Linked DNA regions of Homo sapiens: region 1 is linked to region 2. A link is a loop called in an ENCODE intact Hi-C map of the cell type or tissue named here. Cell type or tissue: HCT116. All regions are shown on one strand. Each heading gives the region's core, and the rest is flanking DNA. Links, peaks and the distances in the headings are about the cores only. Region 1 holds the start of CCNL1 (cyclin L1). Region 2 overlaps VEPH1 (ventricular zone expressed PH domain containing 1).

The links. Peaks named below come from ENCODE experiments on the same cell type or tissue, not always from the same donor. Only the 100,000 strongest peaks of a DNase experiment are listed, where the experiment ranks them.
Region 1: it touches region 2 in a loop (15-fold over the local background); 4 of 110 quality-filtered maps call a loop at or near these places.

What each region holds. Positions count from the first base shown.
Region 1 is chr3:157,158,051-157,170,301 of GRCh38, forward strand. It overlaps CCNL1 (cyclin L1), which reads right to left and starts at 2,097. Exons shown (of 11, transcript NM_020307.4): 1 at 1,742-2,097; 2 at 1,355-1,429; 3 at 816-925. The coding sequence starts at 2,044. It also overlaps the pseudogene KRT18P34. RefSeq lists enhancers at 1,309-1,378, 2,012-2,741, 2,829-2,878, 2,899-2,958 and a silencer at 1,519-1,728. In HCT116, for the core only: a CTCF peak has its summit at 4,772 (motif pointing right); DNase peaks (open chromatin) are centred at 2,171 and 2,691; H3K4me3 peaks cover 1,947 bases; H3K27ac peaks cover 1,976 bases.
Region 2 is chr3:157,487,690-157,499,940 of GRCh38, forward strand. VEPH1 (ventricular zone expressed PH domain containing 1) reads right to left here. Exons shown (of 14, transcript NM_001167912.2): 2 at 7,523-7,817. The coding sequence starts at 7,660. Among named protein-coding and RNA genes, the nearest start is that of VEPH1, 9.6 kb to the right of the region's middle. RefSeq lists enhancers at 11,319-11,883, 11,884-12,251. In HCT116, for the core only: a CTCF peak has its summit at 6,160 (motif pointing left); a DNase peak (open chromatin) is centred at 6,112.

The DNA.
Region 1 (12,251 bases), core at 1,458-9,457, 330 kb before region 2:
TGCAGCATGTACTGGAAGTCACCTGTAGATGCAGGAAGTCCTGCAACAAACTTTTTGGTACTGCCTCACAGGAACACATAGGTCCACATAAAATTATGTTACCACAACACCTAGGAGATACTATTTCAGTCTCTGTATTTTCTTACAACATCAAATAAATGGCCCTATCTAAATGCAACCCAATCAATCTTACTTGTTAATTTTCTAACCCACTCACTGAGACTGTATCTAACCAAAACAAAATACCTGTTTAATCCCTTTGACTTCAAACTTCAAACTTTATCATCCTGCAGTCCTTTCAGATCCGGTATTATTCGATTTATCGTAGTTCAATGTTGAGAAGTACTCTAACAAAAGCCAACCTCAATTGATAAAGAATTAACTGGGACTTCGAGTAGAAAAACATAATCTACACAGAACTTTGCCACAATATTAACTTAAACTACAGTGTTTAAACTTCCAGCCTTCAGTCTTCCAGAGAGGGGAGAGGAAAAATAACTTACAGAATACACTCACACTTGAGCCAAATGTACTCCCTTTCTTGTTTAATCTTAAGCCACAGGCCTGGCTTCACAGCACTGTTAGGATTGTCCATAAATGCAACTGCCTCTACAAACTTTAGATAACCGGTTAATTATGTTTCTTTTTTCAAATTATTTTAAGTATCAGTGTTCCTATATGAACTTTAACACCTAAATTAAAGTCCGTTTTCTTTTGCATCCGTATTCACTTGAAAGGAAAGATGTTTTGATTTGATGACTGGTGCACGGTACAGCAGTAGCAAGAGATACTATGTTCAATAATGCCAATCTTACCTTTTTCCTCTTAACTGGCGGAGGTGGTGGAATACATTAATCACATCTCTTATTCTTCTAGGTGCTTCTTCGATTTTTGATGCAAGATTAATACAAGCCATAGCAACAATCTGAAAGAACCCATGAGCCACAAAAGCCATTGTTAGATTAAACTCACTTTGAAGAATAAAATTTAGAACACAATTGGGACAACCTTTAGTAAAATTAGAGAAGACATCTCTATGCCGTAAGTCTACCAGCTATGCTAGTACTATACTTTTTGTTGTTTAACTCATCTTAATTTTGGTTCCAGAGTCAAACTCAATCTTACAGGAGTTCTGCATTTGGTTGAAAACTGTACTTTTCGTTAAGAGGGCACTTAGGCTCGTGATCGATTTTGAACCACATTCTAAAGGTTTCCACTTCCTGGCGAGTGAGAAGTAGGTACAAAGGCCTAAACTAAACCACTCCCTTTCTGGAAAAGCTGGCTGCTGACACTACCCCTACTCTGCCCATTTCCGGATGAAGAAATCCCTTTTACCCGCCTCCGCTGTGCTTACCTCGAAACTGTGTTTGACGAAAGATTTGGAGTAGAAAAAACGATGAAACAACACCTGCCCCGTTGCCATCGCCACCTGCAGACAAGAGAGGAGAACGGAAGCGCAGGGGTCAGGCGGGCCCGCTCCAGGCGCCGCCGCCATTTTGTGCCGCCGATCGCTTCCCTTTCCCCTCCCGCCGCCGCCGCCGCTGCGAACAGCCCGCTGCCAAGTCCTCCCTCCGCCTCCGCAGCCCCCCGCCCCGGCACGCCCCGGCCGCGGCTGGGCCCCGAACGGGAAAGCCTGAAGGAACCGTCCCCACCCTCCCGGGGCACGGTGATACTGAGATGCGGCGTAGGGGACGGAGGAGAGGAGAGGAGCGCCCGGCCGGCCCGGGGCCGGAGCACTGACCTGCGGCAGCCGGAGGAGAATGCCGGCGGCCTGGATGAGCTCGCAGCCCAGGATGCGTAAGTCCGTCTCACTGGGCAGGTCGAGCCCATCCTGCATGGATGGGGTGGGCGAGAGCCTCTCCTCCGGAATCAGAGAGTGGTCGATGGTAAGTGAAACTTCCGAGTACAGGCGATCGCCGATCAGGATCCCTCCCGTCGTGGTCGTCGTCGTGGTCGTCGTCCCGGAGCTGGAGCCGCCCGCGCTTGGGGCGGCCGATGAGGCGGCTGCGGCAGCAGTAGCTGTCGAATGAGGCCCGGACGCCATAGTCTTAGCGAGCCGCACGCAAGCCCAACGCAGCCGGAACCCGAAACAAGACTAACCAGCGTTCTCGGCGCGACGGATATTCCCGTGACCGCCGGGTTCTGGGCCGCTTCACGCCGCGTGCGCTTCCGCCCTGACGTCACCACGCCGGGCAGCCGCGCGCCAACTAGTCCCTCCAGGCCGCGCCTCCGCCCTCGGCATCTGGGCCTGCGAGGGGAGTGTTGGGTGCTGCGACAGACCTTGGGATCCTCAGAGGCTGAGGAGGCCTTCTCTAGCCAAGGCCGGTCGAAACCACCTTGTTTGTGATAGCCACACGAATAACGGAGCTTTACAAGATCCCTTATACCCAAAATAGAGGTGGCAGCATTGGCTAGCATCTCTGCGCCCCTTCGCCCTGCATTCCGGCCTCTTCCTTTAGCCTCGGCGCGGCTTGCGTTCCGCGTGTACCAAGGGAAGTGGCGGCCGACCTGAGCGCGCTTTGGCGGGTGGAAGTGGTGACTTTGTTGTCCTGTGTGGACGAATGTGTAATATAAAGTGACCCTCAAGGAATCTGGAGAGGGCTGCTTTACAGTATTTGAAGAACACAGGGCTGTGGACCCTATCGGTTCCCAAATGAAAGCTCCCCGGGGAGCGTGTTTTTGCCAGTATGGGGAAGTAGGGCGGAGGCATAGGAATGACCGCGAGAGTGGCTGCTTTCATAGCTCCGCTTGCGAAACTCCTGCCCGGCCTTTGACACCGCCACGGCTTTCAGTAATCTGGAAAATCCCTAGTTTCCAAAAATAGTCTTAGGGCGAGGACTTGACAGAGGTAATTTGATTATGCCTGGGAGTCTCTATTCATACATGGTTACCTACCGCGGGTAGGGTGAGGTCAACCTCGTGTTTTTTGTTTTTTTTCCTGTGATATTAGCTAGCAATTTCCAGCGTTTCCTGAACCTTGAAGTAAAAACAATGATACTGATCTAAACTACTAGAATCTAGGTTGGAAGGAAAGGAATGCATCACGTTTTACTCTTGACGCTCAGAAAGCGATACCCCAAAGACAGAGGCTTTAGAAGCTGCCTCATAATGCAGGTCCCCCAACCTTGACTTGTTGCTCCCACTTTTCCCAAGTGCAGGGAGGTACTCTCTGAAATTTCCTTTCCTGACTAGAGAAGCCTCTTTGTAGAAGAATCAATCGCATTCCTCCCCTCGCTGAAATCTCGTATCCTATTTCAAAAAGACTCAGAAATGCAGCCATTCCTGGAGGGACTTTTTCACAAGATTACTCAAAAGAAAATTATTTACTAATTTCTGTCCATTCATTGTTCCTAATAATCATTTGCTGCTCCTCAAAATAAATGTCTACATTTCTCATCTACCCTTTCCCCTATGAAAAAAAGATATAAAATCTTCTGTACTCCATTAAGCTACTGGGTAATCATCCTCCTGCTTTTACCCCGGTGTTATGTATCCCTTTTCTCCTGTTAATCGCCTGTTATCAGTTGATTTTTTTTTTCTTTTTTTTTAGATAGAGTCTCACTCTGTCGCCCAAGCTGAAGTGCAGTGGCGCGATCTCGGCTCACTGCAGCCTCCGCCTCCGGGGTTCAAGCGATTCTCCCACCTCAGCCTCCCCAGTAGCTGGGATTACAGGCACACACCACCACGTCCAGCTAATTTTTGTATTTTTGTAGAGACGGGGTTTTGCCATGTTGGCTAGGCTGGTCTTGAACTCCTGACCTCAGGTGATCCGCCCGCCTCGGCCTCCCAAAATGCTGGGATTACAGGCATCCAAAGCGCTGGAATTACAGGCATGAGCCACCGCACCCGGCCTTATCAGTTGATTAAGTGAACCTTCAGTGGGCAAAGTTGTTTTAAAATGTACTGATACTTGAGCCTTGCCTGCAGAGGTTGATGTCACTGATTTAAGGTGGGCCCAGCCAGTGGTTCAGTTTTGCCTGTCTTCGAGTGATTGGAATGTACAGCCAAGAGAGTGTAATTATGGTGCTGGCAGAAGTATTAACCTATCTGGATGTCACTGTCTTCACTTTCTGACTAGGCTGCTTCCAGGGAATCTTTCCACCTCAATATTTATGAGATATCTATAATTTTATAACAAACTTTTAAAGGAGCCTCGGTTTCCTTAAACACAATTGATGACACCAGTTTTCTGGTTTTCTTCCATTTTTGTTTATAGAGCCAGGGTCTCACTGTGTTGCCCAGGCTGGCCTTGAACTCCTGAACTCAAGGGATCTTCCCACCTCAGCCACCTGAGTAGCTGGGACTATAAGTGGCACACCACTGTGCCTGGTCAGTTTTCTGGTTTTGATAATCTATGGTTGTGTGAGATATTATCATTGGGGAAAGTTGGAGGAATACATAGGAGTAGTCTATCTTTGCAACTTCCATGTCTTATTTCCAAATAAAAAGTAAAAACCCTCATTGATTATGTACTTCATTAAAACACTGGACTTCAATGAAATCATCACCTATATTTGTAATGACTTGAGAGTAATATAATTTAACTTTTTTTTTGACTTCTGAACTTTTTATTGGCCTCCTGCTCCCCAAAGGGTACCCTGCTTCTGATGGCTTAATGTCTCAGAACTTGGGTGTCGTTGGTCTCAGATACCACTTTGCCATCCACTATCCAGCAGATAGTGGTCTTTTGGATGGTTTGCATGGAGTTGCTGCTGTCCAGGGCATCACCAAGATTGAAGTCCTTGCCATCTTCCAGCAGGCGGCGGTAGGTGGCGATCTCAGCCTCTAGCTTGACCCTGATGTTCAGCAGGGCCTCGTACTCCTGGGCCTGGCACTGTCCCTCTGCCCAGGCCTGTGCCAGCTCTGACTCCAGGTGCAGCAGGATCCCGTTGAGCTGCTCCATCTGCAGGGCGTGGCAGGCCTCCACCTCCCTCAGGCTGTTCTCCAAGCTGGCCTTCAGATTTCTCATGGAGTCCAGGTTGATCTCCAAGGACTGGACTGTATGTCTCAGCTCCGTGAGCGTTATAGCAGCTCCAACCTCGACGGACTGCGTGGTGACCCCTGTGTTGCTCTCCTCAATCTGTTAAGACCAGTACTTGTCCAGCACCTATTGGTTCTTCATGCCAGCTCATCATATTGGGCCCGGATGTCTGCCATTATCTTGGTGAGGTCCTGAGATTTGGGGACATCTACCTCCACAGTCAACCCAGAGCTGGCAGTCTGGGCTTGTAGGCCTTTTACTTCCTCTTCGTGGTTCTTCTTCATGAAGAGCAGCTCCTCCTTGAGAGCCTCAATCTATCTCCAGCTGCAGCCGAGTGACATTAGTGTCATGGATTTTGTTCCCATGGATGTTGTTCTTCAGAGGCTGGCACGTGGCCAGCTCTGTCTCATACTTGACTCTAAAGTCATCAGCAGCAAGATGGGCATTGTCAGTCTGCAGAACGCATTGTCCACAATATTTGTGAAGATCTGAGCCCTCAGGTCCTCAATGGTCTTGAAATAATGGCTCCAGTCTCTGACCTGGGGTCCCTGCTTCTCCAGGTGCTCCCGGATTTTGCTCTCTAGCCTCCGGTTCTCGGTCTCCAGGCTCCTCACTCTGTCCAGGTAGGAGACCAGGTGGTTGTCAGGTTTTGCATGGTCTCCTCGGTCTGGATGCCTCCCATTCCTGCCAGAACCCCGGCCATCCCCGCAGTCAGGCCCCCGGACCTCATGCTGCCCCAGAAGCTGGTGGAGCGGGACATGGAGATTCGGCAGCCAGAGCTCCCGGCGCCTGCACAGACGCTGGCCATGCTGCTCACCAGCCAGGAGTCGTAGCTGGGTGCCTGGACAGAGCCCAGGGACCGGTAGTTGGTGTAGAAGGCGGAGTGAGTGGTGAAGCTCATGCTGTCCAGGGAGGAGGGTGAGAGGACAGAACTCAGGCTTTGCCGACCAATTTAACTTATTTTTAAGACATATGTTAATAGAAGATTTTCTCCTCTTTAGAGTCTTCCACCATGCCTCTGCAATAAGCTGGCTTGGTGATGTCTTGATATACTTTATATTTTTACCCACTACATTCATGGTTAATCCAGTAAAGGTTCACAAGCATAGGAGGGAGAAGTCTGGGGGATGAGGGTGGGAGGAAGGTCCCTTTCTCTCTAGCAGTGCTCCTCTCTACTTCTGAGATCTGTTCCCAGTGGACCTCTACTCTCTGCTTCCTGTATCTGGCAGTCATTTCCAGGAGAGCAGAGCCATCCAGGGCAGTTCCATAATTTTGTGCCCATTTCCCACTCATTTCTGACAGAACCTTTCATTTTATTGACAACACATGATTGTTTTTACTGTTCCTCCCTCCAGCTTCAACAAAGGTGGAGGGGGTGGGTCAATATTTTATATAGGTATTTACTTAGCATTAACTCTTCAAACTGTCATGTTATTTTAAACTTTAGTTTCATTTTTTAAAAATCTATGACATACCCTAATTGGAGGTGACAAAAAAAAAAAAATCATGGATAATCCAGAGGATGGAAGGCATTGGGGCTAGTGGCTCTACTCCCCAAGGTTTTGTAAGGATGGAGGTTTTAAAAAAAATGAGTCTATATCTGTGGATGGAAGGAAAAAATAATTTTAAAAAATGATAACTCTGTCCTATTCTTTCAGGGTCAAATTCCAGAAAAATCATACTTTGGAAATTCTTTTCTTTCTCTTTTCCTCCCCCCGCCGCCCCACCCCCACCCCCAACACACACACACCTTTTTTTGAGACAGGGTTTCACTCTGTTACTCAGGCTGGAATGCAGTGGCATGATCACAGCTCACTGTTGCCTCGACCTCTCTGGGCTCAGGTGATCCTCCCACCTCAGCCTCCCAAGTAGCTGGCACTACAGATGTGCACCACCACTAATTTTTGTATTGTTTTGTAGAGACAGGGGTCTCACTATGCAGCCCTAGTTGCTCTGGAACTTCTGGGCTCAAGAGACCCGTCCACCTAGGCCTCCCAAAGTGTTGGGATTATAGGAGTAATCCACAGGGCTTGTCTGTGTTAACCTTGTTTCTGTTACTTTGAGGAAGGTTGCTTTTCCAAATGTACCTACTTACAAAACATCAACATTAAAATGCAGATTGGGAAAGACCGCTGGGCGCAGTGGCTCACACCTGTAATCCCAGCACTTTAGGAGGACAGGGTGGGAGGATCGCTTGAGCCCAGAAGTTTGAGCCCAGTCTGGGCAACAAAGTAAGACCATCCCCCCTTTAAAAAAAAAAAAAAAGAAAAGGAAAGAAAAAGAAAACAAAAGTGGAAAGGGTAAGACCTAGTCACAATTATAAAGGATTCAAAGTTTGGAAGAGTGAAGCTCATGTTTTTTTGTTTTTATTTTATTTATTTATTTACTGAGACAGGACCTCACTCTGTTGCCCAGGCTAGAGTGCAGTGACATGATCAAAGCTCACTACAGCTTTGACCTCCTAGGCTCAAGTGACTCTCCCACCTCAGCCTCCCCAATAGCTGGGACTACAGGCACATGCCACCAAGCCCAGCTAATTTTTAAACATTTATTTTTTGTACAGACAGAATTTCACTACATTGCCCAGGCTGGTCTTGAACTCCTGGGCTCAAATGATCCTGCTGCTTCCACGTCCCAAAGTGCTGGGATTACAAGTTGTGAGACACTGCACCTGGCCAAGCCACCCCCGCCTTTTTTTTTTTTTTTTTTTTTTTTTTTTTTGAGATGGAGTCTTGCTCTGTCGCCCAGGCTGGAATGCAGTGGCACAATCTCAGCTCACTGCAACCTCCGCCTCCCGGGTCCAAGCAATTCTCCTGCCTCAGCCTCCCCAGTAGCTGGGACTACAGGCACACGCCACCGTGTCTGGCTAATTTTTGTATATTTAGTAGAGATGGGGTTTCCCCATGCTGGCCAGACTGGTCTTGAACTCCTGACCTTATGATCCACCTGCCTTGGCCTCCCAAAGTGCATCAGCCACTGCACCCGGCAACCAAGCCCATGTTTCAATTGTATATGTTGGTGCAATAGTAATTACGGTTTTGCCATTTTAATAGCAACGCAATTACTATTGCACCAACCTACTATAAATGCATTATTAGAAATGAATCCAGGTAAGTAAGATGAGACTACTGGAAAGTAAATGATTGAATTCCTTGTCACTCTAAGAAAAAATGTAATAGTAAGTCTGTAATTGTACACACACAGCAGAGGTCTGAATAGTAGACCCTGAGTTCACCCATGTCTAAAAGGAAATCCAATGATAAGTAAACATATCATTACATATTACTGTTTCAACACAGGCAGGCTTCCAGTGACAACTGAAGAGACAAGTGGAATTATCAGTGGCCTACCTGAGGCTACTGAAGAATGATACACCTGATGTTTAAATTAGTTCTCATTTTACTAGACTCTGTATCCTCTCTGGGGAGCATGGTTTTCATTATTTAAATTTCAGGTTCTTTAATCTTAAAATCACAATTGGCATCATTCCATTAATTTCTTCAGCAATCACCAGTAGACCACAGGAATTTAATACCTTGCCACCAAAACTTAGGCAAATTAAGTCCCCAGCTAGAAGGAGCTACACTCAATACACAGAAAGACAAATGTTAAGGTGACCAGCAAGTGTAAAAAGCAGGCAGAGAAGGGATAAGTCGTCATGCTTGTTGCCATTATGGAGAGGGTATAACCTTAAGAAGTTGCTAATCACATTTCTATTGATGGCAGGGAGGAGCACCTGACTTTATGCATGAGCTGTTCATGTAGTTAAATGACTGTTATAAAACATGACCTCTCTGTTATATGAGTACACACACTCTGAACTGGTTGTTCTCTTCATTAGAAATACAGTCACTCTGTAAATGATTTGTAATGAACACTTAGGCATACGCTGCCTGGTACATCTCCTGATAGCCCTGGCCTGGAAATTCTGCTGCTGACTCTGTTGAGAATTAGTCCTGAGACTTTGGGCAAACATAGTTTTCTCATCTTTAAAGTGAGGGAGTCTGACCCTTGCAGGTCTAAAATTATTTGTCTCTGGTCATAAACATATCTCGAACTTCAGACTCATTTTTGGTTCTTATTTCTTCTTTTTGTGTTAATCACCAAGTTCTGTTGGTCCTTCCTTCTAGGAAGGAAATTGTTTTTGAATCTCCCTGTTCTGTCTATTCTCACAGCTACACATCTGCTGTTACATCATGGTTGGACCATTATAGTAGCCTCCCAAATGGTCTCCTTGTCTCTATTTTCTCCCATCCTTATTTGTCCTGGGAAATCTCTCAATCTTTTTGAAATACCAATTTCCCTACCTCACTTTTTTGAATAAAAACTTTGGAGATAAAAAATAGAGATTGTGACTTCTTGGCCTTTTGACTAAGATCAAGTGTAAAGGATAGAGATTAAATATCTTTTGGCAGTTGAGGCTTTCCACAATCTAAATTTACCTTGTCTTCTGTTTCCTTGTGACATTACCACCTCACCTTATTCCCCACTGTGTTTCTGCCTGAACCAAGACCAACTGGACCTGTCTGCTCACTAACAAACATGTTATTTACTTTCCCTCCTTCTATTTCTCAACCCTGCAAATTCTTACTACTCCTCCTTGTTAATCAAATCCTAGCAACTTTTTTGAGACTTGGGATGTTCTACGTTTTGCCGAAAGCCTTCCCCCACCTAATCTAACTTATGCTAATTTTCTCCTTTCTCAGAGCCTCTCCTAGCATTTATGACCTCTGGTATGTATTTTGACATGTTTCCTTACTATTAAACGTTATTACTGATCTTATCATGGGTGTATGTCTGGACAAAAATAAGACCATTTTACATTTATTTTGCATCCTCTACAGCACCTGGTAGACACTGTGTGTATGTTAAGCACATAATCAGCACCCGTGGACTGAATTTGCCCACTTGTTTCCTAGTGCCTTTCAAAGACAACCTGGTTTTGCCTTTTCTTTTCCATTCAGGAGCTAATTCTATCCTCACGTGTCTGTCCTACCAATACAGCCCTCTCTCCCTAATAGAGGGTCCAGGGCCCCCATTTATCCTGTTCTCTTTGCAGCACTTTGTAGCAGATCAGCTGTGTTTCCACATTTGTTCTTTGTTTTCTTACAGTGGGCTACTTAAATAGTCCATAACTTCTGCTCCATACAGGCACGGGCTGCAGAACAAGAGGCCTGTTGGAATTGCCATAACCAAAGAGATTGTGTATATTGTGGGGGCTGGGGAGTGGGTAGAAACTCACAGAAAGCAGTATGGTGAAGGGTTTTGGTGTCTGGTATACACGCAGGCTCTGGGACAGTTTTGGAGATAGGTCTGGAAATTGGGTATATGTGACGGAGATGTATGGCCAAAGGCAATTTCATAAACAACTATAAAGTCAACAAACCCACAAATTTGCTTTTAGAGCTAAAGTTAATATTATGCAGTTCAGTCTCTCTTTTTTACACACAAGAAAACTAAGGTCCAAAGAGGTACTTGCAAATAGTAGATAATAAATATTAGCTGATTGCAAATAATCTAATCAAGTCAGTCTTTAGACAGATTCATTCTTTATGGTATTTAATGTCAGAACGAACTAGTCTTGGTTTTAGTCAGCAATTCAAGACTAAATCATACTTGTCAGCATGATAACTAAACAGGACCCATCAAGGGAATCTGGCTTTGCTGACACCTTGATTTCAGACCAGTGAACCTGACTTAGGACATCTGACCTCCAGAACTATAAGAAAATAAATGTGTGTTGTTTTAAGCCATCAAGCTTCCTGTAACTTGTTACAGCAGCCCTAGAAAATATACAGTGACCTTAGAGATTCTTCAAGTAAAGGTAAACTTCAGTAATATCTTTATCTCAATAGCACTGGAAAATCAGATAAGCCATATTAATTATGTTTTTTAATGTTATCAGATGTGGGCCACCAGCCTTAAGCCAGAGGGAGCTTTGTAAGACAGGAACATATAAAATGATAAAAGCTTCTCTACGTACAGTTTTCCTGACTCTGATTCTGCGTGGGACAACCAGTGAAAATTGCAGGTGAAGAGAAGAAATGCGTATTTATTCCTCCACTGGGAAAAAAAATACCATCCAAAGCTACATGACTTGAGGTAAATTAATTTGCTTATTTAGGCAATTATTTAAGCTCAGTTTACTCACCAATAAAATGATAACACCTACCACAAAAAATTGTTAGCACATAAAATGATTATAGATTAATTCATGTATTTTCCAGTCCTTGGAAATGCAGATTCCCTATGTGGTGTTGGTCAATGGTTAATGCCTGTTGTTCTGGCCAGGGATTTTTGATCTGCCAGCTGTGAACAGTTTGTCTTCATTCATTCATCTTTAAATTCTTACTTATTAATTGACAACTAAGTACCAGGTTCTATTCTAGGCATTGGGAATGTTTCTTTAAAAGTTTCTAAAAAAAAAAATAAAATAAAAGGTTGGATCTCTGAGATATATTATTAAGTGAACCAAAGGAAGTTCCAACACAACATGTATAGTATGATACCTTTTGTATAACATTATGTATATATCATATAGAGATATGTATATATCTGGCCAGGCATGGTGGTATGTGCCTATAATCTTAACTACCTGGGAGGCTGAGGCTGAAGGATCTTTTGAGGTCACAGGTTTAGGCCAGCCTGGACAATATTGTGAGACCTCATTTCAAAATTTAACAAAAAAAAGAAAAAAGGAAGCAATATGTATATATTTGGAAGGCTAGATATGATGCTGCTGCCTTTGGGGAAGGTAACAAAATCATTTTGGTGAAAATTGGGGAACACAGGTAGGTGGGATGGAGGCTTTCATATTTTACTTTCTGAAGTTCTCTGTTGCAATGCTTCTCAATCTATAGTGAAGAAACACATTTGGGAAACTAGTGTGGAATGATACTTCTGTAAAAATCCAATAAAGATATTAGTAAAATGATTTTTAGTTTTTTCTTTTTTTGAGACAGGGTCTTGCTTTGTCACCCAGGCTGGAGTGCCATGGCATGATCATGGCTCACAGCAGCCTTGACCTCCCGGGCTCAAGTGATCCTCCCACCTTAGCTTCCCAAGTAGCTGGGACTACAGGGTTTGCACCACTATGCCTGGGTAATTTTTAATTTATTTTGTAGAGATGGGGTCTCACTGTGTTGCCCAGACTAGTCTCAAACTCCTGAGCCTCCCAAATTGATGAGATTACAGGCCTGAGTCACCTCATCCAGCTGAAATTTTTAAAGACATTGAAAATACAAGCCTGCATTGTTTATCATTAGATTCA
Region 2 (12,251 bases), core at 2,875-10,874:
TTAAAATGCATTAAAATAAACAACAAATTTTATTTTGCTCCAGGAATACAATAATGGTTCTATATTTGAAAAATCTATTACTGTAATTCACCACATTAACAGATTAAAGGGGAAAATAGGATTATCTCAAGAGGATAGAAAAATCAGTTGATAAAATTAAACAATTCTTAGAAAAACAGGAATAAATGGGAACCTCCTTAATCTGATAAAGAGCATTAACCAAAAGCCTGGAGCAAACATTATGCTTACACTGAAAAGTCAGAAAATTCTCTTTAAATAAAAAGAGAGAAGGATAACTCATTCTAGTCAATCTAGTTCTGGAGAGCTAGTCAGGATATGAGACAAAGAAATCAAATAATAGAATAAGGATTGGAAAGGAAGAAACAAAACTATAATTATTTTAAAGTGATGACTTACACATAAAAAATAATCAAGGAATGTGCTTCTTCCATTTAAAACATATTTTTTTCTTGATTCTCTCCTCTCTCCCCATCTCATTCTTTCTAAATACCAGCCCATTTCTCTGATCTTTATGGGAAAATGCCCAGGGTTGTCACTGCTCATTTTCTTCAATTCTCTTCCCACCATCTGAAACTAACTCCAATCTGGCTTTCAGTCTGACCCATCCAGTGACAACTGCTCTTGTCCAGTCATAATGACCTTCATGTGTCTGAACCTCAGTCAATTCTCAGTCTTGACCAATCAGTGACAAATCTCATTTGACCAATCAGTGGCATTTGACATCACTCTTTCCTTGCAACAGCTTATTCACCTGGCATTCAGGAAACCATGATTTTCTGACTTTCTTTCTTTCTTTCTTTTTTTTTTTTTTTACTGGATATTTCTTCTCAGTTTATTTTCCTAGTCCTTCATCATCTCCTTAACTTCTGAGTACTGGACTCAGTCTTTGGACTTTTTACTTTCTGTCTGCACTCACTCCCTTGGTGATCTCGCTCAGTCTCAAGTCTGACAAGTTCCAAAATTATAATGGCCAGCCCAGACTTCTCTCCTGCTCCAGACTCATACATACAATACTTGCACATCTCCACTCAGAATTCTGACAGCTCAGACTTTACACATGTAAAGTGGAACTCGTGATTCTTCCTACACTCCCTTCCCCTCACCCTCCCTTTCCAAATTCCTTCCTTCCTTGGTCGTCTTCATCTTAATTATTGACAATTTTATCATCCTAGTTTTTCAGGCCAAAAATCTTAAGTTCGTTCTCTCTCTCTCTCTCTCTCTCTCTCTCTCTCTCTTTCTCTCTCCCCCTTCCCCCCACCTCCCCCTCTTCATCACATGCACATACTTCAGCAAATCCTGTTGGTCCTATCTTCAAAATACATCCAGGATCATCTGAACACTTACCACCACCACTGCTCCATGATGGTCAGAACCTCTGCTTCTTCTTATCTGAATTATTTCAGTAGCCACTCAACTGGCCTTTCTGATTTCACTCTTGCCTTTCCACAGACTGTTCCCAAAACAGGAATAGAAAAATTAGACCATGTTACTTCTGCTCAGAACTCTCCAGTGGCTGCCCAAGACTCCAACAATCCAGCCTCCACTTCTCTCCTAACCTCATCTCCCTTTCCACATTGTTCCCTTCACTACAGCCACACCGACCTCAGAAACTCCAGCCTACAACCTCAGGACTTTTGTACTTAATGGTCCTTCTGCCTGAAATGATTTTCTCCAGTACAGCCACACTGACCTCAGAAACTCCAGTCTACAGCCTTAGGACCTTTGTACTTAATAGTTCCTCTGCCTGAAATGATTTCCTCCAGGTACCCAAAAGTATTGCTCTCTCATCTCCTTCAAGTTTTGCTTAAATGTCAGCTTTTGTCTCAGTATGGACTACCTTGTGCACCCTATTTGAAATTTCAAGCCTCCGATATCCTGTCACTGCCCTCTGCGTTAATTTTCTACATAGCACTTACTTATAATCTTCTAATACACTACATATCTTCCTTATTTATTTGTTTATTTTCTGTCTTACCCAATTAAATGGATGATGTCAGAGGGCTTTTTTTTTTTGTCTTTTTTGATTACCCTTCTATCCTAGCATCCAGTACAGTGTCTGAAACATAGTAGACAACTAATAAATATTTGTTGAATAAACTGGAAAATGTATATAGACAAATTATTAGGATTAGTAAGAGAGTTGAGTGAGTTTGCTGAACATAAGATCACCATACAAGAATCATTTATGTTATAACCAACTGAAAATAGAATTGGAAAATATAATTTTAAAAAAGAATATTATTATATTCTCAGAAAAAAATATAAAACACTTATACATTTAACAAAAGATGTATAATATTAACATTCTTAGGAAAAATATCATAAAACCTCTTTGAGCAACATTTAAAAACATATAAATAAAGGGATAGAAATGTAATGTCTATAGATATAAAGACAGTAGTACATAATGATGTTAATTTTCTTCAAATTAATCTATAGTTATAATAACACCCAGTTAAGATACTGATAGAATTATTCAGAAAACAGGAGAAGCTTAATATAAAATTATTAAAGAACAGAAAAAAACAAAGCAGTGTTAAAGAAGGGTGGGAATACTGTCCTATCAGATATCAAGACTTATTACAAGGTAAGAGATAAACTGTGTATCAGAGTGAGATATGCAACCTGCATAGGTGACAAAGGACTAATACAAGAATATACAAAATAGTCCAAGTTAATAAAAATAAGATTTTAAGACTACAAAAGAAAAAAGAAAAAAAAAACATAAACAGATACTTCACTGGAAGTAAAGTGGTAGGCACTTCCTTCAGAGGAAAACAAATGGCATACAGCAAATAAGCATATGAAAAAATGGTCAACCTTGGTAATAATGAGAGGAGTGTATATTTAAACAATTACATGCTGCTTCACTTAGATTAAAAAAAACTTTTAAAATCTGATAAAAGCAAGCACTGGTGAGGATATAAAGCAACTGGAACTTTCATACACTGATGTTGGGTGTGTAAACTGGCACATCCCTGTTGGAAAGCAATTTGTTGGTATATCACAAAGTTGCAAATACACAAAACCCTAAAACCTGTTGTTTCACTTTTAATTGTGTACTTTAGAAATACTTGGCAATTACAAGTATTTAGAACTTTAGAAATAATTGGCCAAAATTGCCAATTACAACAATGTTTACTGTAGCACTGTTTAAATAATAAATATAAACCAAAAAAAGAATGGATACATTGTAGCACATTCACATAAGGGAATACTCTGCCTCAGCAAAAATAAATGAGTTGAAACTACCTGTACCAATATAGACAAATCTCAAAAACGTAATTTGAGCCCTATGACAACATTTATATAAAGTTTAAAAATACAAAATACTATGCTGTAATTCACTTTGGAACCATGGATGTGTAGCAAAAACAAAAACAAAAAGCAACCATGCATAGCTAAATACCACAAGGAGGATATTGGTTACCTTGGGAGGCATGAGGGAGGAGAATTGGATTAAAAAGAGACATGCAGGGATTTTCAATTGTACCTAACATGTTAAAGTGGGTGATTCTGTGTGCCTGGTGTGTTTCATTGTTAAAAGAAAAATAAAGAGAACTGGAAGGCGGGTGGATCGGTTGGGCATGAGGTGAGCACCAATGGAAAGGTGGGAGAAGTGGATGAGTGGATGAGACAATCTCTCTTGGAGTAGCCTGGGAGGAAAGCCAAGTTAGTACAAGTGATTATCAGGTAAAACTGGTCTAGAAAGGACTTGAAATGAAAAGACAAAACTTAAAGGTATGTTTGGGAACTTGGAGAGGATACTGAGTTGAGTAGTCACATTTTCAAAGTGAAACATAAGGGCAAAACATTTCATAGTAGTATTTTGTAGTAACTGGTAGAAAAAGAGGACATGGACTGGACAGTAAAATCTAGTAAAGTTTAATTATTTTTGTGAGTGGCTTTGGGGGAAGGATTGGAGGCTTGTTTGCCACATTTTTGGATTCCACAAAGCTGAAAGTGCTAAGTAATATATTTGACAGAATCATGATGTTTAAAAGACATATTCTGGAATGAGGGCTTAAAGACAATAATTTTTTTTGCAATGTTGAAAATGTGGCAGAATACACTTTAAAAAATTTAAACTTATCTAATTACAAGTCTTGATTCAACCTGAATGCCTTAGCACATCACAAGATAAATGTGGACAACTGATTTTTTAAAAACATAGAATATTTGACTAGTATTAGTAGTTGTTCTAAGCAATTGGTCTGAGTATTGGGCAATGATAAATTACAATAATAAATTAGGACTATTCCAAAGGAGGGTAAGCAGAATGATAAGAGTGTAGGCCATACCTGGGAGCTTCAATGAAGCCTTCTCTAACAATGCAGAAACAAGATTGTCCTTTGAGGATTAAACCAATAAAGTCCACTCATATGAGTGGGATTAGCCAGTACAGGCCTAAACCAAGACATTATCTTTTGATGGGTGACTTTGCAGGTGAGTTAGATGTAATCTCAGGGAGGAAGGGCTGGAATGTGATTGTCATGGAGGAGGAAGAAACCTAATCAATAAAAGTATTTCTTATCCAAAGAAAGACTGAGTAAACAGACTTGAGAACAGCATGAAACACACAAGAATTCTGATCCGTACGAGTTATAATTTTCATTGTAAATCAGTACATCGTGTTTTAATCTAATTTATATTTCCAAGTCTTGTATTTGGATAGCATGATTTGGATAGCATTTCTCAGGTACCAACAAAATTGAGTTTTCCAGATCTGACAGTTGATGGCTACAACATGAGGTGCTGTAACCTTTCCCAGACACAGGCTCCTTCTTTGTCATGGAAAAACCCAAGGTCACTAAGATGTTTAGCTGGGATGAGACAAGCCAGAGGTGAAGCCTGGTGCTTATCTTCAAAAGGTTTAAAGTTTTTCTTGTAGAAACAGAGGGTAGACTCTTTTGATTGTTGGGGGCAGAGAACAGAACAGAGACAACAGGTAGAAAGTACAAAGTAAGATTTCATCTGGCTAAGCAGAGGAACATGTTAACAATTTGAACTCCCAACAATGAAAATGCTCTCTCTTTGTCAGGGTTCTTTGATCATAAGCAACAGAAAAAGTCTGAATAAGTACAGCAAACAATAATAATAATAGCTATAAGAAGAAGATTAGAGGTGGCCCACTTATTTGAAGGAGAAAGTGAAGTACCAGGCCTTAAAAGGAGCAGTGATCAAGGCAGCTACAATGATAGAGAGGGAGGAAGTAAAGTACTGTTTCTTTGGGGCACCGTCCTCATGATAAATCACCCCCTGCTGATATCTTTCTTAAAACTACTGGGGAAAAACTTCTGATTTTCAAGCTTGGGCCAGGTGTTCACCTCTTCTCTCCCCCACCACTGATAGGGAAGGGTAGTGGGCACTCATGAGTAGGGAACCTTGATGGAGATGCCATCAAGGTTTTATGCAATGGAAAGGGACAATTTACCAAAGGAAAATTGAGAAGCAGGTAAAAATATTAGAAACCCACCATATTCGCATCATTGCAAGTGCAGGAGAAGCCACCTATTTTTCAGCAATCTTCTGTGCTGGAAGTTGGAAGGGGCAATTTAGACGATCCCTTCCTGTTCTACGTTTCTGAAGAGAAATTGAGAAGTGGAATTGATTACTGAGATCCAAGGTCATTAGGAGAGGCCTAGAGAGGAATAGCTGGGGCTGGATCTGAGGGAAGGATGGGACGCAGCTAACAGGGATGTAAGCCATAGAGCAGGCATGGTGGTTCCATGTGCTAATCAGAAAAGGAAGATAAGGAGCTGCTGGCATTGGTAACCTCAAACTTGATATATGTAAATTACAAGCTACCATTCTTCTTCTGTTCCATGAGAGGGTTACAGATAGAGAAATGGAAGAAGTAAGATGTGGTAAAAGTTAGTAGATGAAGAAGACACACGAACTCCTGGCTCTCCAGAACTCCTGGTAGAGTGAGATGCTATTTGGACAGCTTAATGAATGGACGATGATCCTAATGACAAGGGACCTGCCAGCCTTAATGGCTAACCAGTGGAGTTATATAATAGAACTGAGTCACCAGTCCTAAAATTCTGAATTTGATGTCTGTGAAACAAAGCAATTAATGATGCAAACAAAATAAATAACTGGCCACTAGTGACCTCTAGTGGAAGTAGGCTTTAGGGAACTTATGTGATCTTTGATTACTGTTTTGTTTTGTTTTCCTAGTAAGAAGATGAAAACCAGTGTAATTTTCAGCCAACTGATTTGCAGAGGAGTGTGAAAGAAGGGGTTTCTGAAAACAGGACAAAAATCTTACCCAGAAAATGAAAATGTACCAGGAACATGTTGTGCTTTGCGTCAACCTAAGTTGATTAATGTTCTGGAAAAGATGTGGATGAGTAATTGCCATCAAAGACATTACCTGAGAAAAGAAGAGTTTTTTGAGCAGTGACTTCATTGGTCACTGGGGGGAGTTCAGCATGTTAATGGCAGCCAGCAAGAGAAAATAGGCTTGAAGAGGAGGCTGCACGGGTTGCCAGTATACCTTTTAAATATATCTTCTTTGTAACACAGAAGAGCGCTGTTGTTTCTGAAATATGCACACATTTGCCAATTCAGTATTGTATGGCTTGAGTCCCACCACTTTCATCTTTCCAATGAGTGTCTGTGCCAAGTGTTGGCTAACACTGCTGAGCTGGGAGGATGTGGGTGGATGCCTGGTGGCCCTAGGCCTTTGAAGTGGGACCAGTCTCATGGAGGGTCCAAGTACAATCAAGAAGGTCAACATGAAACCACACTGGGCACTCCACATCCATCCCCTTTGGGAAGTGCTTTCAGAATATATAATCTTGACATTGAAGAGAAGCGAAGGAATGCAAGTATTGATGGGAGGTTTTACATCTGTCTGATCACACTGGGGACTAATAATGGGTGGGTGGAATTAAATGGCAGGTCCAGGGAGTAGGGATGCAGGTGGGTAGAAAAAGAAGCAAGGGAAAGATAAAAATAGAGACAATACAGAAGTAAACAGAATCAGCCTTATTAAGTCCTGGGCAACTGTCACTTCTGGCAGCAAAGCGATCGTTGTCCTTGTCTCATATTACCTGCGTGGCAGGAGGTGTCATCCTGCCTTCTTTCATTATTCAGCCTCCCACACACACCCTGCTCTTGTTTACTGATGCTGTTATGCTGCTCTGCAGGTCTGCTTTTCCCTGGATTGGCTCCCTCTCCTCTCAGTGTCATTTCAAGGACATAAAAATAGCCCCTAAATAATATTTTTGTGAGAATTCCATGCTGCTCTGCAATTTTCAGAATTCTGGTCTTTGTGAGTGGGCAAAAGATGATCTAACTGCCCCCTACTAAGCCATGACTTCCCTACTGATATTTCTTAGATGCCAACAAAACCACAGAGCAGATTAAGAGAGACCAATATTAGTGGTATTTCCTCTTTCCCCTGCAAAGATCTTTCTGCCAGGATATAAACAAATCTCTAGCTCTAGGACAGGCCATTTCAGAGATGTAGTCTATAAACCAGTTTACTTACTGAAGATGAGCTAATTATCTTAATTTGCTCCAAAGCTTCTGTAAGGCTGTCTTCAATCTCAGAGTCATCTAAGGAGAAGAGGTCCCCAGCTCGTGAAAGATCTTTTTGTCCCAAAACCAGTCTGAACAGTTGATGCATGGTGAGGATGAGTTTGATCAGTTGACTTTCTACAGACCCAGAGTCATGTGTTCCAGTTATCAGAGGTCAGTAAGACAAAAACATGTAGAAGGAGGTATACTTCTTATTCCATGAAAGGTCATTTTTCTCCAGACTTTGAGGTCTTCATTGACACTCTCTGCAAGGGAAACAAATGACACAATGTAGCCACTGGCAGAATGGCATAAGCTCAGAATGTGAACTCAGTGTCCAGCGGAGAGAGAGAGAAAAAAGAAACTTGGAAACATGTGCCTAGACTAATAGATCCTGGCTTAATGATCTTTAAATGAACTCTTTCCTTGTTTTTGTCTCAAAAAGTCTTGTCAAAAATTACTAGGTTTCTCCAGAATTTAATTTGAACTTTAAAAGTCAACATGAGCCCTACGCTTTTCTCCTTTCTACATCCTTCTCTTCTCTCCATGTCACAAGGAAAAACAACAATCATGCCTAACACTTGCCAGATTTTCCTCAAAAAGATTCTCATGGGAATCAAACAGAAAGGGAGAACAAAAGGAAAAGAGGGAGCATAGGAAACATCTCCTAGACCCACTTCCTTGAACCCTTTCTTCCAGAACCTGGACACAGAAACCAGTGCTTACCTCTTGGTTGGGCTGCCTTGCTACGCTAGCAGTAGAAGTTCCCTGCTCTGTCAGTCAAAAAGGTGACCTCAGTACTTACCCTACTCCTACGTACTCTATAATCAAGTAGCAATAAAATAAAGATGCTGCTTAGGAGAATGGCGTTAGATAAATCTCTACTGAACATGAAGATGAACTTTAACACTGAAATGAACATGATAGCCTTGCCATGTGGGCTAAAGAGGAGGGCTTTGGGATCAGGCAACTCTCCCTCTATTCCAGTTGAAGTAATAAAGTCCCACTATATTTCTCACCCAATTAACAGTCTACAGAGAGGAGGGCAATGGCACAAATTAGACATCTGATTATTCTCATCAGCTCCCTTCTGGGCCTAATAAAATCACAGACCATTTGCACTGGCAGAGACCTTAGTAATCATTTAATGTCCAGTGAGGTTTAATGACTGCCCCAAGGCCCCATAATAGCTGTGGCAAGGATAGTCTACTGATTTCAGTCCAGTGCACTTCCCTCACAGTTTACAGTAGAGTGGAATCACCTCATACATGTGGGTAGCTTACAAATGTAGCCACATGCTTAGTGAGAGCCAAGAGTGAGTTATTTAATACAAGTAATAGGCATTTCTACCTAGCATTTTACTCTGAATGGTTTGCCAGAAAGAGTGTGAAAAGGGAGAGGAGAATCTATTGTTTCCTTGGGTAGTCTCAGACCTCTCCTCTGAGCTATTGTTGTGAGAGCACCTCTTTGTGTTGAGTGCAAGTTTAAAGACACATACTCTTCAAACACCATGGCCTCAAAATACAAGCCAAAGCTTTCATTACACACTCAACTAAATAAGCTATCTGTAGTATTGTAAGTGGTACAATTCATGAGTCATAGGGATTTTAAGGAAAATACTCTCTATATGCAATTTTTGTACTATCTACCAGCTTTTGAAAAATGAAGCCTAACACTTACATGCCTTTATCTATGTACCAGGCATAAACACTTTGTAAATATTAATTCATCTAATCCTCATAACTATATGAAAATATGTCATCCCCACTTTGTAGGTGAGCAACCTGAGGTAGTTAAATAACTGCTAAAGCCATGCAGCTACAAAACTGGAGAGCTGGAATTTGAACCCAGAGACTCCAGTAGTGCTAGACTCCAAGTTCATAACCATTATGAAATATTGACTCCATGTAAAATGTGAGGCTACTGTTAGGAGTAAAGGTCCTCAGAGCATTATTAATATTAATGATGAAGGTGTGAGCAGGGTTATCAAGCAAGAAAATGAATTCCTCTCCCCTTCTACACTGCTCCTGGATCCTTGCCCATTCTATGCCCTGAGATTTAGAGCAACCAGAGAGCAAGACAGTCACAGGAGAAGACGCTTGGAGGAAGAGCAAAGGAGAGTGGTAAGCTTTCAGAGGGAGGTGGAGCACAGTGAGGTACTGCAAAGTAGTTCGCACCCTGGGAAATGTGGGAGGGTGAATCACAATATCTCTAAGGAAAATCAGCACAGTGTTTTCCTACATTTTTCTCTTAACACATTTTCCTCCCAGGCTCAGATATTTACAGTGACAAGAGTCTCAGTAAAATAATATTCAGGAAAATTGGATGGAAATGACTTCACCTGACCTGTCAGCTTGTTGGACATGTGGCACTCCATGAAGTACATTCAACTGCCCCAGTCATAGATGCTCAGGAGCTCCAAGAAGGAGCAGTAATACGTGCTGGTACAGAGGAGCACCCCCAGGCTTTTCCTGGGCTCTTTCTGCACACTCCACATTTACATGACACCTGGTGTGGAGTCCCACATTCATGCTGCCAACTTCAGCTCTTACTCTTGAGGGCCCATCACATGCAAAACATTGCTTTGGGCCCTAAACAGAAACATCAAGTTGTTTAACACACAGCCATACAGGAAAGCTTTCACAAACATAGGGGTGGAGTGGGGAGAGGTGAGACTTACACATTATTTTTCAAAGGGCTCTTTTGCACGTTTTCAACTGTGATCTTCAAAACACCTTCTACAATATGGGAGTGACCAAGAGAAAAATCTCCTGGATACTACAAAAAGAAGTTTGGGGAAGTACAAGGGAGAGAGAAGTCACTTCCAGGGGAAGATGATAATGAATAGCTTTATGGAGGAAATGGTATTTGAGAAGCACCTTTAGGATAGCTAAGATTTTTACAGGTTTTATTCAGTGCACTTGTGCTGAGTTCATACTAAGTCATCTGCTCATCTAGGAACCAAGGGTCATGTCCCAGCTCAGCTATTCAGCGATTATAGGACCTTTAGTTCATGTTGTTTTCCTTTCTTGAGACTTGGTTTTCTTATTTGCAAAATGGGGCTAATACACACCTCGTCTATTTCATCAGGGTGTTTTGAGGGTCACAGGTGATAAAGTGTAAACGAGCCCTTTATAAAATAATGGCACAACTGACATTTGGTGGGTGTTTGCCATGTGTCAGGTACTTATCTCAGTGCTTCTCACATACTTAGCCACTTAATTCTTATGACAATTCCATGCAATCAAAAACTGATGTTTAGAGAGGAAAGTAACCACCAGCAGAGGCACTTGAAGAGTAAGTTGCCAAGTCAGGATTGAAGGCAGCTGGTCTCCCAGGATAGTTGTATTCATGACTGTGTGAGATAATTATTATTGAGCTGTCTCCCTTCCCATCAGCTCTCATCCAATGAGTACCTCCACATGCTGCACATCCCTTCCTAAATAAGGACTGGCAAGGCACATTATTTATTTTTCAGCAGCTCTCATTAATATTTTGCTCAGGTGTCTGGCTTCTCCTGCTGTTCTTTTTGCAATAGCAGGGAAGGTCAAAGCCAGATCAAATTCTACCTCATGTTCTGAGAAACTCCCTACCCTTATGAATGTCATAGTCCTGTGGCCTGTGTGCACGTGTACATATACATGTATCATGTACACACAAGCATACCATATACACACATGCACATATGTGCACATACTCAAAATACTTTCTACACATCAACCTTTTTGCTAGACACTAGATGCTTTCTTCTTTTAGTTCTCCCATCAACTCTGCAGGTAGATATTACCACCTAAGAGGAAACAGGACCAGTGAGGTTAAGTATCATGCCCAAGGTTACACACAGAGCCAATATTCACATTCAGGTAGGCCAGACTCCAAAATCTCATATTTTTTGTATGATTTTTAAAAGCTGGCTTATAAAATTCTTACAGCCTTTAATTTGCTTCCTTCATAATTTCCTTCCCTAATCTTTAAGGGGTTCTAATCTGAGGCCCACCTTCTCATTATTTAGTTTTTTTTTTTTTTTTTGGCAGGTATTTGCTGGCGAATCAGCTTTCTGTAGGGAGAAACAGAAACCACAAAAACAGAAATGATGGCGCAAAACGTGGCACATTTCAGGGAGTCACAGCTGTCCCGCGCAAACTCGACTTTACCTGCGTGCTACTCCTCAAAGGCGCCCTTGCAGTTACTCAGCTGCATGGTTTGAGACTGGGCGGGAGATTCAGGCAGGCTCCGAGGGCACAGCGAGTGGAATCCGCTCAGCTCAGTGAACCTGAAGTTGTTCATTGCGGAGCCGGTGCCGGGTGGAAGAATTCAAGGAATGCAGCCTGATGCCACCGGCAGCCCCAGAGACCGGTCAGGTGACAGGCTGCACCTCACCCAGCGGAGTTACCTCCCAGTGCAACGCTCTGTTTCCTGAGGTGAAACACAAAGCCTGCTCCAGTAAAGGAGAGTTGTTTTTAACAGAGAAAACAGAACTCCCTGTGTTCGTGAAAATCTATACTTTCCCAGGGAAGAATGGGGGGCGGGGGCGAGCCACGCAGGAAACAATTTTCAACAGAACTCAAGCAGGTGAACGGAATGGCTGTAGGGAGCCACCTCTCAGAGCTCCAGGGGAGGAGAAGAGAACTGCAGCTTCATTAACACTTCCCTCTCCCTGAGATCTCACAAACGTTTTGGAAACACTGAGTGTTCGTCCA